Regions from separate parts of the Mus musculus genome. Here region 1 is linked to region 2. Evidence: chromatin loops called from intact Hi-C (ENCODE). Cell type or tissue: heart. All regions are shown on one strand.

What was found. A loop is a pair of places that touch in the nucleus more often than their neighbours do. Peaks named below come from ENCODE experiments on the same cell type or tissue, not always from the same donor. Only the 100,000 strongest peaks of a DNase experiment are listed, where the experiment ranks them.
Region 1: a loop joins it to region 2, with 2.3 times the contacts of the local background. A loop is called at or near these places in 2 of 42 quality-filtered maps.

What each region holds. Positions count from the first base shown.
Region 1 is chr6:15,788,758-15,791,257 of GRCm38, reverse strand. All of the region lies in intron 4 of Mdfic (MyoD family inhibitor domain containing), which reads right to left. Among named protein-coding and RNA genes, the nearest start is that of Mdfic, 69 kb to the right of the region's middle. In heart, a CTCF peak has its summit at 943 (motif pointing right); a DNase peak (open chromatin) is centred at 937; H3K4me3 peaks cover 415 bases; H3K27ac peaks cover 262 bases.
Region 2 is chr6:15,742,519-15,745,018 of GRCm38, reverse strand. All of the region lies in intron 3 of Mdfic (MyoD family inhibitor domain containing), which reads right to left. Among named protein-coding and RNA genes, the nearest start is that of Mdfic, 23 kb to the right of the region's middle. In heart, no CTCF peak of the experiment used is centred here; a DNase peak (open chromatin) is centred at 1,438; H3K27ac peaks cover 947 bases.

The DNA of each region.
Region 1 (2,500 bases), 46 kb before region 2:
AAAATATGTAATGTAAGGTTGAGTATAGCTTTGAATAATAAATTCTATAATACTTTACTTAGTCACAAAAAGCATTTTGAAGAATTTCTATAAAGCTCAGAAGGTAAAGGTACTTGCCACCAAGGTAGGTGACCTAAGTTTGATTCCCAGGACCCATGTGGTAAGAGAGAACTGACTCTGATAAGTTTTGCACTTCACAAGTGCAACACACACACACACACACACACACACACACACACACACACACTGCCCCGTAAGTAAATAAATATAGCATTTATTAAGAAAGCATTGTTTTGTTTGTAAGCAGTCTGCATACTTTGGTAATAATGCCTCTTATAGTCAGGACAAAACAAATGTGAAAAAGTCCTCTAGTTTTAATGAAAATAAGTATTTGAATAAAAATGATGGAAAACTTCTTTCCAGATGCCGAATTTAACATTTTCCCCAATTTTATTTTCCAAGCTACATTTATTTCACAGCTAAAATTTTGGCTCGCCTCTTGTTACTTATGTCTTTGGTTTAAGAATTGTGCAGGGCATATTTCAAAAGAACTCGGTTTTTTAAACGGCAAAAGGCTCACAATGATGTGCCCACTATACTCTATGAAGTGATGATGATGATGATGACGATGACGACGATGATGATGATAAGTAAACTAATATACTGGCCAGTCAGTGAGAGTAGTCTATTACAGACACTCATGGAGTTGGCCAGGTTGCCTATATCCAAAATCCCCTGGCAGATAGAAGTAAAAACATGGCAAGAGAAGGCATGAGTCAGGCTAAGAATTTCACAGGACAGGGATCACGCACAGTTCTCTGGACACTTGACTTGCCAGGGCTTGGCAGGTATACAAAGGGTGCGTCTGCCATCCAAATTACATAAAAGTCCCAAACAAAGCTGTCACTGCAGCAGGGTCCTCTCCTGCAGAGGCAGGACAGCTTGTCCAGCAGGGGGCACTACGTCCTACAGGCAGGAGATGTCTGGTCTAGGGAAGGCCCAGGATGTGTTCCTTAGCCTTGACAGAAGGGACAGGCCCCAAGCAAAGAGTCACAGCAGTCTAACACACACATACCGGGCAAGATGAAGAGACAGGCAGAGTGAGCAGCTACCCCGGGACAAGACACCAAAGCACAATTCAAAGCTGTGCACAGGAGGTAAATCCTATTATTTATGGAATTAATTTGTGACTAAAGGATGGTTGTTAGTCTTTCCACATCACCCTTTCTCAGCCTGTCTCATCCATTCATGTAATGTGATGTTTTTCAAAGGCATCATCGCAAGCTTCAGATGAGCAAGACAGCATGACACTAAAATTACAAGGTATACGTATCGCCACTTGAATTTAGTCCCCCAACAATTCTGAAGGCAAAACAACCTAAGGACGGGTTGGCGAGTGTCCTAAATGTGACAGCCGTGGTTTCTGGCCTGCTAAACAAGACGTTCTGTAGGCGTGTCGACTACTTTAAATTGTGGGAGAGGAGATAAAAATAAAAACCCTCTCCCTGAGCCGCTTCACAGTTCCCTCCGCACTTCATCCCTGCCACCCCCCAGCTGAGCCTTCTCTCAGTCACAGCTCATTACTTACCACTGCCATTCACACTACAAAAGGCTAGGCTGTAAGTTTCCAGGTGGCAAAGGCTGTTTGTGTTTGTTTGAACAAGCACAACAGGGGAAACCCTACTTGGGGGCACACAGACAAAAGGACTGCAGAGAGGAATCATCCTCCTGTCCTCCCCAAGTGTCACAGTTGGGAAATGTCACATTATTTAGGAGGACTGTGATGCTAGGAAGCTTAGACTGGCTTTTCCAGTCTGGCTCTCTCACTAATGGATTAAGAAATCTTAAGCAAGTCATTTGTCTCTGTGTTGGTAGGCATACAGCAGAGGGTTAATAACTGCTGAGCTCTTTTTAAGCACTAAGACTCCATCACCATGGAACCTGTTATCCAGAAGAATAGATTTTTAAATCTAGCTAGGGGTCTTCTCTTGACCTTTTAGAGCCATTTTTATATTTATTGTAATATTCATTTCTTTTTTAAAAAAAGATTTTATTTTTATTTATGAGAAACACAGACACAAACACAGACAGAGACAGAGAGAGACAGAGAAATAGAGACAGAGACAAAGACAGAGACAGAGAAAGAGACTCTGCCACGGTGTGCAGGTACTCCACAAGTCCATAGTGCCAGGTCTCGCAGAGCTAGGTTTACAGGTGGATGAGTGTCTCCTGCTGTGGCCGATGAGAACTAAGTGCAAGTACTCTGGAAGTGTTTTAAACCTTTGAGCTGTGTCTCCAACAAGTTCCCAATATACATGTTCACTTATGTGCGTTCATACCTGTGTGTGTGTTTGTGTGTGTGCATATGTGCCTGCATATGTCTGTTTGTGTGTCAGTGTGTGTGCATATGTGCCTGTGTGTGTCTGTCTGTCTCTGTCTCTCTCTCTCTCTCTTTCTCGCTCTCTCTCTCTGTGTATACACAAATGAGTGGCTGTGGGTA
Region 2 (2,500 bases):
ACCAGGATAGTAGAATTTGACCTAAATTAAACCAAAACATTGTTGACACATGCTATCTGCCTGTCAATAGAGGTAGATGTGTACATAACGTACATTCACACATAAGTGCATATGCACAAACATGCATGTGAACACGTATGTATGATTCTGCATGTAGACATAGAAACATCCCCACCTATCTTAGAAACCACCCCGTGATCATTTCTTCTCAATTATAATTAAAACATGTTATGTTGCCAATTACTTTTTATGGATTTGCGTGTATTACAGATTAAATAGAAAAATGAATATTAACTAGGGTGTCACTTCATTGCAATGTCTATTTTATGAACTCAGAAAACTGGTGCTTATTAAAACAAAGCACTACTAAAAAGTATAGGTTCAAATTATGCAGCACACCATATGTCCTCCTCTAAGGAGAAAAACCGAGGTCTCAGTCCATGCTCTCGGGGAAAACAAGAAAATTATATAAATTCTAGAATCTGAAATAAATCCCCCCAAATTAAATTATACTCAAAGATATTTTCTCAGAATATGAATGGTTCTTAAGCGTTTAAGTGTCTCTTTTTAAAAATAATAAAATAGAAAGAAAGCTTTCCAACTTTAAAATTTCCCCAGAAAACCACTATTGTGCTTTAATTCTTTGCTAATTTAAGACTTTAAAAAAAAAAAACAAACATAAGTAGCTCGAGCTGTCTTTTTTTTTTTTTTTTTTTGCATTTAAATTTTGTAAGAAAGATATTCACAAGGCACATTCCTGCACTAGACTCTGTGTGGCCTATTTATTCAAAGTGTTTCATTCCATATGGATTTCTTCTTTTATTTATTACTTCCAGAAAGGATTTTTTTTTCTCTAATAAGTTAGCAACTCAGGGGCAACAGATTTGAAATACAAGCCTTCAAATCACAACCCCTGGGGGGCCACCTTCCATATTTCTTCTAGAAGGACTACAGAAATGAGAAAAACTCAAACATCCGCCCAGCACAGGAGCCAACTCGGGGTGTGAGCTACAAGCAGGTGGTCCACAGAGGTCAGGGTTAAAGTTCACGGAATAATTTGGAAATAGTTCTCTGCTTGGGTCTCATCTAGGAAGCCTGAGAATACACCCTCTAACTAGAATGTAATTTCCAAAGCAGCCACTCCCTTCATTTTCCAGGGCTGTTTTATTCTCAGTGAAGAAAAGTGCAAACAGCCGCTTCACATTGCCAGATATCGGTCCGTTATAAAGTACCCCCTAAATGTCCAATAGAGAAAGCAGCAGGCTTCCTGGACAGTGGAGACAGCCAGTGAGTCACCAGCCCACAGAAACTCCTCTCAAGAGCAGATAAAGAAAACGCAGTCAGATTCAACAGTTGCTCTTTGCACTTTTGACTTATGCAGCTGAGCTATCCCATGGAGGACTGGAAAAAAGAGTGGGCTGTGCGTTTGAAACTGTTCCCACACCCCAGCCGTCTTTTTCTTTTCTTTTTCTGATGCTCTCTCCATCCGTCCAGCCAACCTAGCGCCTCAGTGGGAACACTCACATCAATTCTGTAGAAGCCAGCTGTCCTGTTCTTCCACGGCACTCAGGGAGCCACACAGCGCTCCTGGAACAGGAGCGAGCCAGAACTGACTCATGGCTTATGTTCACTTCCAGCCTTGTGGAGATTTGAGCCACCAGCTCCCTTTCCAAGGCCTATTGTTATTATAAGATCTGCTGAGTCTCCACAAGGCCCTGAACAGTAAAGCAAGAGAAACACACCCATCTCACCTAATGTGGGAAGCAGACATTGACTTAAAAAGAAATGACTGAGGACGCTATTGGAAAAGTTGAAGAAGCAAAGGCAGACAGACAGCTTCATGGACTCCTAACTCAGAGAGATAGACTGGCTTTTGCTATCACGCTAGGAGACTTCTTGATGTGGCTGTGATGGAGTCACATTTAGCATGCTCTAAGTTCTTCCACTTCGAATGTTTCTTATACACCCAACAAGATAGCCTTCATCTACAAAAGCATGACTGGGAAACTAGCAGAAGTAAGAGGCTCTGGAATTTTTAATCCTCACTCTGAGTCAGATGGTCACTCACAAGTATTTGAAAATGCTTGCCAGCTCAGGTTTCCCCTGCTACTACAGGCTGTGGCTATTATTTTCTCAAGTCTATTTAACTGCCAATGGTCACCGCAGCACTCCCATAGGAGGTGATAGACCTCCCTATCTCTACATTCTTTCTGGGAACATTAGTAGCGACCTAAACACGTGTTCCCAAATGCTCACATGGTACACACTGCATCATTAGCTCAGTAAGGAAACTATTCCCTGCAATATTTTTGATTCATGTCTACTTACCCAGGAAAGACAATGGGAAGAACAATTCACTTTTAATCCTGTCTTTTAGCAAGATGAATTCTGTGTCTAGGATGAGCGCCATCAAGCAGCAAAAAAGCTTTGTAACACATTAATCCAAATCTCCAAATCCTTGTGCCACAGTGTATTTGGAGTTTTGCCTTAGGTGATCTTA